Regions from separate parts of the Homo sapiens genome. Here region 1 is linked to region 2. A link is a loop called in an ENCODE intact Hi-C map of the cell type or tissue named here. Cell type or tissue: PC-3. All regions are shown on one strand. Links, peaks and the distances in the headings refer to the core of each region. The heading gives the core; the rest is flanking DNA. Region 1 has its middle 3.7 kb from the start of WNT5A-AS1. Region 2 has its middle 70 kb from the start of WNT5A.

Region 1 (4,392 bases), core at 361-4,360, 74 kb before region 2:
AAAATAATTTTAGATCAGGATAAGACAATCAGACAAAGCAAGGGAGTAGAGAATCATGGGGAAAAGACAGCAGCTTCTTTGAGACTGATGTGTACAATGAGGAGGTGACTTCAAGGGAGTGAGGGTGACTGGTCAGAAGGGACAGCGTTGCAGGCAGAGGGAAGAATAAGTACAAAGGATGCATGTGGATGAAGCTATCCTGAAGTCCAGGTTAACTTGTTTCGATTTTATCTGATAAACTCTGGGGAGCCTCTGAAGGGCTTTAAGCAGAGATGTGACATGACCTGAGCAGCACTGGGGAGAGACAGCCCTCAGGCCCTCATTCATTCCTTTGGGGATAACAAGCTCTTTCCAGAGAGAAGGGAATTCCCAGGGCACTGCCCAATACAAGGTAAGAATTCAAGGTAAATTGCTGAGTATGGATGGTGTCGTTCTTGATGGTGGCGGGGCAAAAGCAGAGACGTCAAAGCCAGCCAGTTAATGAAATAAGAACAAATCTTTGACAGTTCCATTGAGCTGAGCTTGAATCAGGCGTTCCTGATGTGGCTGAATCTGGTTGTGTGCACGTCTGGTGTTCAGTGGAGTGAAATCAGAAGGTGTCAGGATTCGCAACTCCTAAAACAGCTTGGTTTTATCAAAATCAGGACCTCTTTGAACCTTCCTTTTCTCCACAATGCAGATAATAATACGATCTATCTCACAAAGTAGTGAGGATGAAACAAGGCAATGAATGTAAAGAGTTTAGACAGGGCTAGCATCTGGCACATAGAGCTCAGTAAGTGTTGCCAGCAATTATTATGATTGTTTATTACCGATTATTATCTCAACACATACCTGCCCCATCTTTGTTGAATTCTGTCATATAGGCATGGCCGGTGATCCTATAATTGCCACATTCCTCTCCTCTTCCCAGCCCCTACCTCTACTCTCCTCAGGCTCCTCGTTTTTCTCCAGATTCCACCAGGGGACCCAGGAACAGACATTTACAGTGCAGAAATAATCACAGTAGCTGCCATTCATCAAGCTATCTCCATAGGCAGAGCTGGACCAAGGTCTTTTGTACATTATCTCAATTATGAGAACAATCCTAATATATTTGTTTCCTATCTCCACTGTAGAGGTGAGAAAATTGAGGCTCAAAAGGGTAGGTGACCACTACAGGGTCACTCAGTCAGCAAGAGGCAGAGCTGGGATTCAGACTCACATCCATCTGACCCACAGGTTCCCTAAAATGAAACAAAATTAAAGCATCCATTTAGTGCCCCCCCGCCACAAAGCACCATTGACTATGAAATGGTCATAGTCAATATAACATATAACACATAACACATAAGTGTTATATAAGGAAAGGACACCCTATTCAACAAATGGTGCTGGGATAATTGGCATATAACACATAAGTAAGTTAGGAGGGCATAGTGAGTGATCAGTGCAAGGAGAGCTTGAGAGTCTCAAAGAGCCTCCTGGAGTCAACCCAGAATCCAAAAATGTCCTCTAATTTCAAAGGAGCCTTTGCCCCCCACAGGCCAGTGGCAGCACAAAGAGATGGTATTACTTTGACGGTGGCCATGTGGTTGTGAGGAAGCCCCCGACCCCTTTCCGGCCTCTTTGTCTTCTTTAGGGCTCCATCTGTGGCCCTGCTCACACAGCCCTGCTGGTCTTGACTCTGAGGTGAAGGAGTAAACATCTTGGGGCTCTTTATTAGTTTATTTCAGAAGATGGAGCCTGTTTGCCCCTGGGGCCCATCCCTCTTTTATGGCCTCCAGGCTTTCTTGACAAATTCTAGTGACTGGAGAGAAAACCGCTTTCTACAGCAGATCATTAAAACACCACCATAAACCCAGGGCCATAAAATATTATTTGCTGGGCATAAAAGGGGGGTAGATTTTCCCAGAATGACAACCCAGGCCCTGCTTTCCCCTGCTGGGAAAGGCGGCACAGGGATGCAGTCGTTCATAAATTCCTTATCTTGCACTCTGCTTTGTGAATAATCCGGTTGGGAGAGCAGCCAAAAATATTGATTTATTTGTTCCACAGATTCAGAAGCATTTTTAATGAGCAGAGTGTGGTGATGCCTTGCCAGTATATCTTCGGATGACTCAATCTGAGGCACACACCCAAATGCACACACGGTTTGCAAGGGGAAACATGAAGTTCCACAAACTGGAGGTCTGTCGAACATGAACCCTCACAGATGGAGAGGCATTGGTTTCTCTCCTTCCAACTGTCTGCTCATTTCCCAGCCAAACCAATCAACACCATCATGGGACTGGTGCTTACAACTGAGCCTGGCTTTCTAAGGCAGTCCCCACCCCTACCCACTATTGAAGGGTCAAAAGGGATTTCAAGTTGGTTCTCCTTAACACCGTCCTCTGAAATAATTCTTTCATCCATTCGCCCATTCGTGTGGTTGTTACTTCTAAGCACCTACTAAGTGCCAGGCATTGTTCTGAGGACTGGGGTTCCAGCCATGAAAACCGCAGATGAGGTCCTGCTGACATGAAGCTTATTGCTCCTGGGGCATAATCTCAGCACACTAATTATTAATATTATCAGATAAAACAACTCTTTATCTGAAGTCCTTGGGACTAGACGGTTTTGTTGGAAATTTTGGGAAAATAAAATGGGGCATATTGCTATTAATTTGCAAGCAGCCCAGTGAGGTCTGGGGAAATACCCAGTAACCAAATGCATTTGTATTCATTCAGTGAAGAGTATTCCTAGCAAGTGGAATAAATCAAGATTATGTCTTGTCATGTGAGGTCCAGTTTTACCACCACAGGAGTTTGAAAACCTCTGTTTTCAGAGCTGCTTTTTTTCTAGAAGAGCAGGCATTGAGTGCCAGGTAAGGGCCTGACCCATGCTAAGAGCATTCCTAGATATCGTGTTTCATTCTCAGTACTGCCCTGATTTTCAAGCTCATCTCATTTCATTCTCAATGCATTTCTGCAAGGTAGATCATGAAATTTCTGCTTGCTGCTGTTGTTGCTGTTGTTGTGTGTAAGAGGGTTCTGAAGTGCTGGCTGAGAGGCTAGACAAGGTGTGACAGCTGGAAAGTGGCAGGGCAGGGACTGGAACTCCAGATTCCACAGCTGGCACTCTTAACCACTAACCAACACCGACTTCCACTAGAGGAAAGACTGCAGAACAGGAAATAGCACTGTTTGGGCTGTGTCTATACAAGCAAAGGCAATTGGAGAGAAGCAGGTGATTATCCAGATAACTCAGAAAATAGCCATTAAAAAATAAAGGTTTGTGGTTGGGTAGCCAGTATTTCTAGACTGGCTGTATGTGTGGAGGAAATGCCCAGGTTAACGGCCCTTTTCTTCATAGAATAGGATCCTCTACACGAACTGCCTTGGACTCTGGGACACTGGGATGCTAGTTTCTCCATTCTTCGGGAGCGCCCTTTGGCAGCCCCTTTCATAGTCAGCTCATATCCTGCCACTTCTTGGAGCTGCTGCACGTAAGGTGGGTCCCGGAGATCCCTGCCCGCGGGGCGGGGCTGGAGTGTCTGCCTAGGAGGCACATGCTCTCCCGCAGCCAGGGAATCTCAGTCTGCGGCCACTGGGCAGAACGGCAAGGGAGAGGGGGAAGGGCGGAGGGACGCAGCCTGGGGGCGATTTGCCGGGCGGAGACGCTCTTTTTCAGACACCCTCCTCAGGTGGGCAGATCTCAGGTTAGATTCGAAGACTGTAAAATGCCCACAGGTCGGGAAGTGGTCAAGGTTTACAGAGGAGAAGGTTAGAGGAATGGAGACTCAGGAGGTAAAGGGGAGATGTCCCAAGGGGAGCTTTGAGAACCTTGGATTCCCTCTCCTTAAGGCCGCACACGCCCTGGGGGAAAGAAAGCAAGTTGGTGGGAGGCGGGAGGTGCTAAGCAGGAGCATCTGTCTCTGGCACTTGGTGGGAAGTTCACACTGCCATCTTTGCGCGCCAGGAAGGAGGCCAGGGCTGGGGAAGGGTCCAGTCGGCTAGGAAAATTAAGGAATGGGAAGGGGCTGTGGAGGGTGGAACGGCATCGCTGGAGCCTGGGCCTGCGCCCTCTGGGGTGTGGGGGTGGAGGTGGGGGAGGACTGGAGGAACAAAACAAAACAGCCACCACACCAAAACACCTAGGCCACGGATTTTTCGCCTTAAGGTCAAGTGCATGCCAATGGACGGAGAAAATTGAATAGTGTGTGTGTGTGTGTGTGTGTGTGTGTGTGCGCGCGTGTGTGTGTCTTCACCTTTGACAGCTGGAGAATGCAGACGGCGGAAAATAACTATTACGCTCCAGTGTGAGGCACTGTTTGTGGGGTGGGGCCCTCGGCGTGCTGGAGGTAGCGGACACAAATCCACCAACCCTGCCCCTCCGGAGTCCCCAAAACCACGGGCATCTGGAAGCGTCTAG
Region 2 (4,392 bases), core at 77-4,076:
CTGCTCCAAGAATTCTCTTTAATATTTCTCAAAGAGCATGTCTGTTGGATATTAATTATCTCAGTTTTTGTTTAAAAATGCTTTTATTTTACATACATTTTTGAAAAATGTTTTCACTGAGTATAGAGTTCTAAGTTGACAATCATTTGCTTTCAGCACGTTGAATATGTCATTTTGTTGTTTCTTGGCTTCCATCATTTTTGTTTAAACCTCAGCTTCCATCATTACTTTTATTCTTTTGAAGATAATATGTTTCTTTTCTTTGGCTGCTTTTGTGATATATTTGTCTTTGTTTTTTAAGTAGCTTGACTATGATGTGCCTCGTTGTGGTTTTCTTTATCCTATTTGAGGTTGTAAAGATTTTTGAATCTTTAGCTTGATGTCTTTGCTTAGTTGTGAAAAAGCATTTCAGTGAATACCTATTCAAGTATTGCATCTCCTCAATTCTTTTTTCTCTTTCAGGATCTCAAACTGCATACATGTTAAGACTTTTCACCAAGTCCCACGTCTCTCTTATGCTCTTTTGTGCATTTTCTACAATATTTTCGTCTTCATGCTCAATCTTCTGCTGACCTATATTCCAGTTTACAGATCTTCTTTTCTGCATTGTCTAATCTGCCATAAACCCAACTGTTGAGTTCTAATTTTTCAGTTATTGCATATTCATTTCTAGAATTTCAATTTCTTGTTTTATAAAAATACCAGTTCTCATGAAATTCTCCATCATGTCATCTACTTTCTTAAACTTATTAATCATGGATATTTTCAAGTTTGCCTCTAGTAATTCCAATATCTGGATCACATATGGGTCTGGGTTTTTTTCTTCTTGGTTTTTGGTTATTTGGTTATGTCCCTTGGCATGCTTGGTAATTTTTGATAAATGCTGAACAAATGTATGACAAATTATAGAGCCCATTTGAAGCTCTGGATTCTGTTATCTTCTTCCAGAGAAAATTAAATTTACTTGGCTACTGTTATGTGTTTTGATACTGGTAGGTCACTTTGTTTCATCTTGGTTTGAGCTTGCTTAAAATAAGGTTTTAATCTTTGTAAGAGTTGAGCTACTTCTGCCTCACCCTCACTTCTAATGTGTAGCCCATTCATGATCTCAGCTGGAAGTTTGAAGTCTATACCAGGCCTCCCCCAACTCACGCCCCTTGGTGGACCTAAAGCCTCAATTTTAGTTATCATCAGACTCTTGACTTTTGAGCTTCTGGATTCTATGAGGTTTTACAAATCAGCAAACGCCTAGAGAAAAAGTGCTGTGAAACACTAGATTTATCTCAGTGTGCTTTACTTCTCTCTTGGCTCTTAGTTGCGTTAGTATTCCCTGAATGTCTTCCATCAGAGGTTTTCTCATTTTTTATTTTTCTATTTTATGTATTTTATCTAGCTTTTAAAGTTGTTCTTGGCAAAGGGGTTAGTCTAAAGCAAACTAGTTGCCATGAATAAAAGCAGGAGTCCATTGTACTTATTTTTGTCATTACCTTCTACTTTAAGACCAGTGATTCCAGCTTTCCTTTTATATTAATGAGGTAGTTTCCTTTCTAAGTAAATATATTCATTATGAGATGTACAAGTTCTAGCAAATACAACAAATAGTGTAATAAATACTCACTTCCTTACACAGAGTATGTACCCATGTTCAAATAAAGAAAAGTTGACTTAAAGGAAAATAGTAAATAGCAATACAGATGGTACTTGGAGATGGTAAAAAAAAAAATGGTGACAGTGGGGTTCAAACAACTTGTTTTACATGTAGAGAAATAGAAGCTCACAAAGTTATTTGTCTTGCCTAAGGTTACACCGAATATGCATGGTAGAGCTGGATTCAAATCTCTTGGTTCCCAATGCATTACTTTACCTGCTCTAACACATAACTCTGCTCCTAACGGCTCTTCTTCCGCCCTGACTGGCTCTTAAATAGATTTAATTTCTGTAGTTTATTTTCCATTTTGGCCTAAATTCTTCCGTATGCATCCTAAGCCTATTTTTGTAATTGTCTTTTCATTATTAGGTTGTAAAAAAAAAATAAAATTTATAGGCCTAACCCATGAGTAAGTGTGTGTGTGTGTGTGTGTGTGTGTGAGTGTGTGTGTGTGTGATGTCAAATTCCCATCAGATTTTCCTAGCAGTTTCTATATAATGTTTGAACCCATGAGATTCTGCATGATTGATCCTTCTAAATGCTTAGCTCCTTTTAAAACTGAACGCAAAAGAATGACTAGTTCTGTGGAATTTATTGTTACTAAATCTCCTCTCCATTTGCTTAATTGTATTATTTGCCTGGGGGATGCTGTTTAAATGTCGAGCCAAGTCAGCTAAATGAAACATGATCCTGGTGCAAGAAAATAATGATGTGTCTCTTTTGTTAAACAGCAGCCTCCCCCCTCATCTCCAGATGCCTAGAACCACACCCTCATTTTTTTTGGAGGCAAGCAAGGGTGGTGCCCAGCTTGGTCTTGGCTGGTAAGGGCATCAGCCAGGAAGCGAGCAGACCAATGCAGCCTGAACTGGAGCTGGGAGCTGGGGGCAGAGCAGATGCTCAGGCCACTGTGACTGACTGACTCAGACAGGAAGCTCAAGCCATCCCTCTAGTCCTGGACTTAGGCCATGTCTCAACCCCTGCTGAACTGAGCAGCTGAAAACTGAGGCTATAGATTAACCATTTAGCTGGGAAAATGACCAAGGTTGAAGGGAACTTCAAGGGAATCATCTGCTTCCTTCTTATCTTGAAAGGTCATGGGGACTTAGTATTTACAATTTCTAGATTAGTGTTTTTTCAGTCATATCATTACATAACCCTCCATAAACTGGTATCTTTTTCATCTCTTTGACCTTCCCTTTTAGGGTCCTCTGAGGTAAAATGAGAGCATGGGATGCAGCAAAGACCACTCTAGGAATATTTACCAAGTGCCCATTGTGTGCCAGGCACTAGTCTAGGCTCTCGGAGGTAGCAATGAACAAAACAACCAGACTCTCCTTTGTGGAGATGGGGAGGGAAGGGGAGGACAAGAATAGATAAATGAGTAAAATGCATGGATGGCAGTGTGAGTGGAAAGTATTATGGGAAAAAATTAAAATAAGGGAAGGAGACAGGGAGGGCTGGGTGGAACAAGGCTGCTGTGTTAAACAGGGTGGTCACCTTCTTTGAGAAGGTGAAGGGATGAGCCTTGTGGCTGGGGCTTTAGGGATCTTTCATAAGTGCCTTTTGAACCAGTAGCCTTGAGCATTATTGAGTATTAGAATTGTGGTGGCATGCAGTTTCCCAGGCCCCACTCCCAGGGATTCTGATTCCTTTGGTGCAGCCCAGCGCCGGGCAATTTGCTTTTCTAGAAGTCTTATGTGGTGGCCCAAGGCCAACTTTCTTTTTTGATACTGCTTTAAACTTTCTGTACTTTGAAAGCCTGAAACAGAATTATTCCAAGGACGAGGCAATTGTCACATTCCTCATGACAGGGAAATACAGAGAAAGAATTTTCCCATAGACTGCCATCTTGTTGGTGAATACAGTCCTCCATGCATGAAGGAGAGAAATGAGCAATTATTGAGTGCCTGCTGTGTGCTGAGTGCATTCTGCATTTGCTGTTTTGTTGGTCCTCCCAACACTGCCTGGGACTGTGTCCTATAAGCATAGTTAGGCCCAGAGAAGCCAGGCGACCCCCGGCTTTGAAGGGGTAGTCTCGATATTCAGTGCTCATTCCACTTCATGTGAGATTTTGACATGGAGAAGTGAGTGTGCAGGTCTGCTTGGTCTCCTCCCCTAGGCCATCTTTACCAATCTGAGCCCAGTCTTTGCCAAGACTGGCTCCACCCAGCAAGCTGGACTTTCAGTGAAGATTTTTCTCAGGAAAAATGTCTGCTGATTCCTGAGTGCCAGGCATTTGAAAGACTGCTGACTTTCTGAATTAAAGGGGACCTCAGAGATCATGTAGCTACCCACAAGCAGGAAAAACATGTTGTGTCTGCCACCATTCCTTCCCCTTCTCTTGGTACCCCTGGGAAGCAGTAATCAATGGTGGCATCCTTTCTTGAAGAACCCAAAGGCAAACTCAGAGCCGTCTTCAATCCGATGCTTGAGTTAACAGCTGCTGATTTATCAAATGTGGCTTCTAAAGAAGAAACCTATTTTCCATCCATTATCTGAACAGTTCCTTCTTTGACACATCAGGAAGCTAGGGCTCAATAGGGTCAGTTTATTAAAGACACACAGCTAGTTAGTAGGAGGGCTAGATCTCATCCCAGATAATTGCCTTTTTTTTTTTTTTTTTTTTTTTTTGGAGCTACTTTTTTTTTTTTGTTAGGAATCTCACTACTCAAACCCAGGTATGTAAGACATTGGCTATAAACAACTATCAACCGTGATCAGTTTCTGAATCAAGCCATTTTTGC

Evidence for each region. A loop is a pair of places that touch in the nucleus more often than their neighbours do. Peaks named below come from ENCODE experiments on the same cell type or tissue, not always from the same donor. Only the 100,000 strongest peaks of a DNase experiment are listed, where the experiment ranks them.
Region 1: it touches region 2 in a loop (4-fold over the local background); 1 of 110 quality-filtered maps calls a loop at or near these places.

The regions. Positions count from the first base shown.
Region 1 is chr3:55,489,109-55,493,500 of GRCh38, reverse strand. It overlaps a transcript of WNT5A not described here. Among named protein-coding and RNA genes, the nearest start is that of WNT5A-AS1, 3.7 kb to the right of the region's middle. RefSeq lists enhancers at 1,269-2,986, 3,549-4,060, 4,061-4,392. In PC-3, for the core only: no CTCF peak of the experiment used is centred there; DNase peaks (open chromatin) are centred at 2,020 and 3,480; H3K4me3 peaks cover 1,481 bases; H3K27ac peaks cover 2,906 bases.
Region 2 is chr3:55,414,641-55,419,032 of GRCh38, reverse strand. No RefSeq gene overlaps it. Among named protein-coding and RNA genes, the nearest start is that of WNT5A, 70 kb to the left of the region's middle. In PC-3, for the core only: no CTCF peak of the experiment used is centred there; a DNase peak (open chromatin) is centred at 2,452; H3K27ac peaks cover 2,221 bases.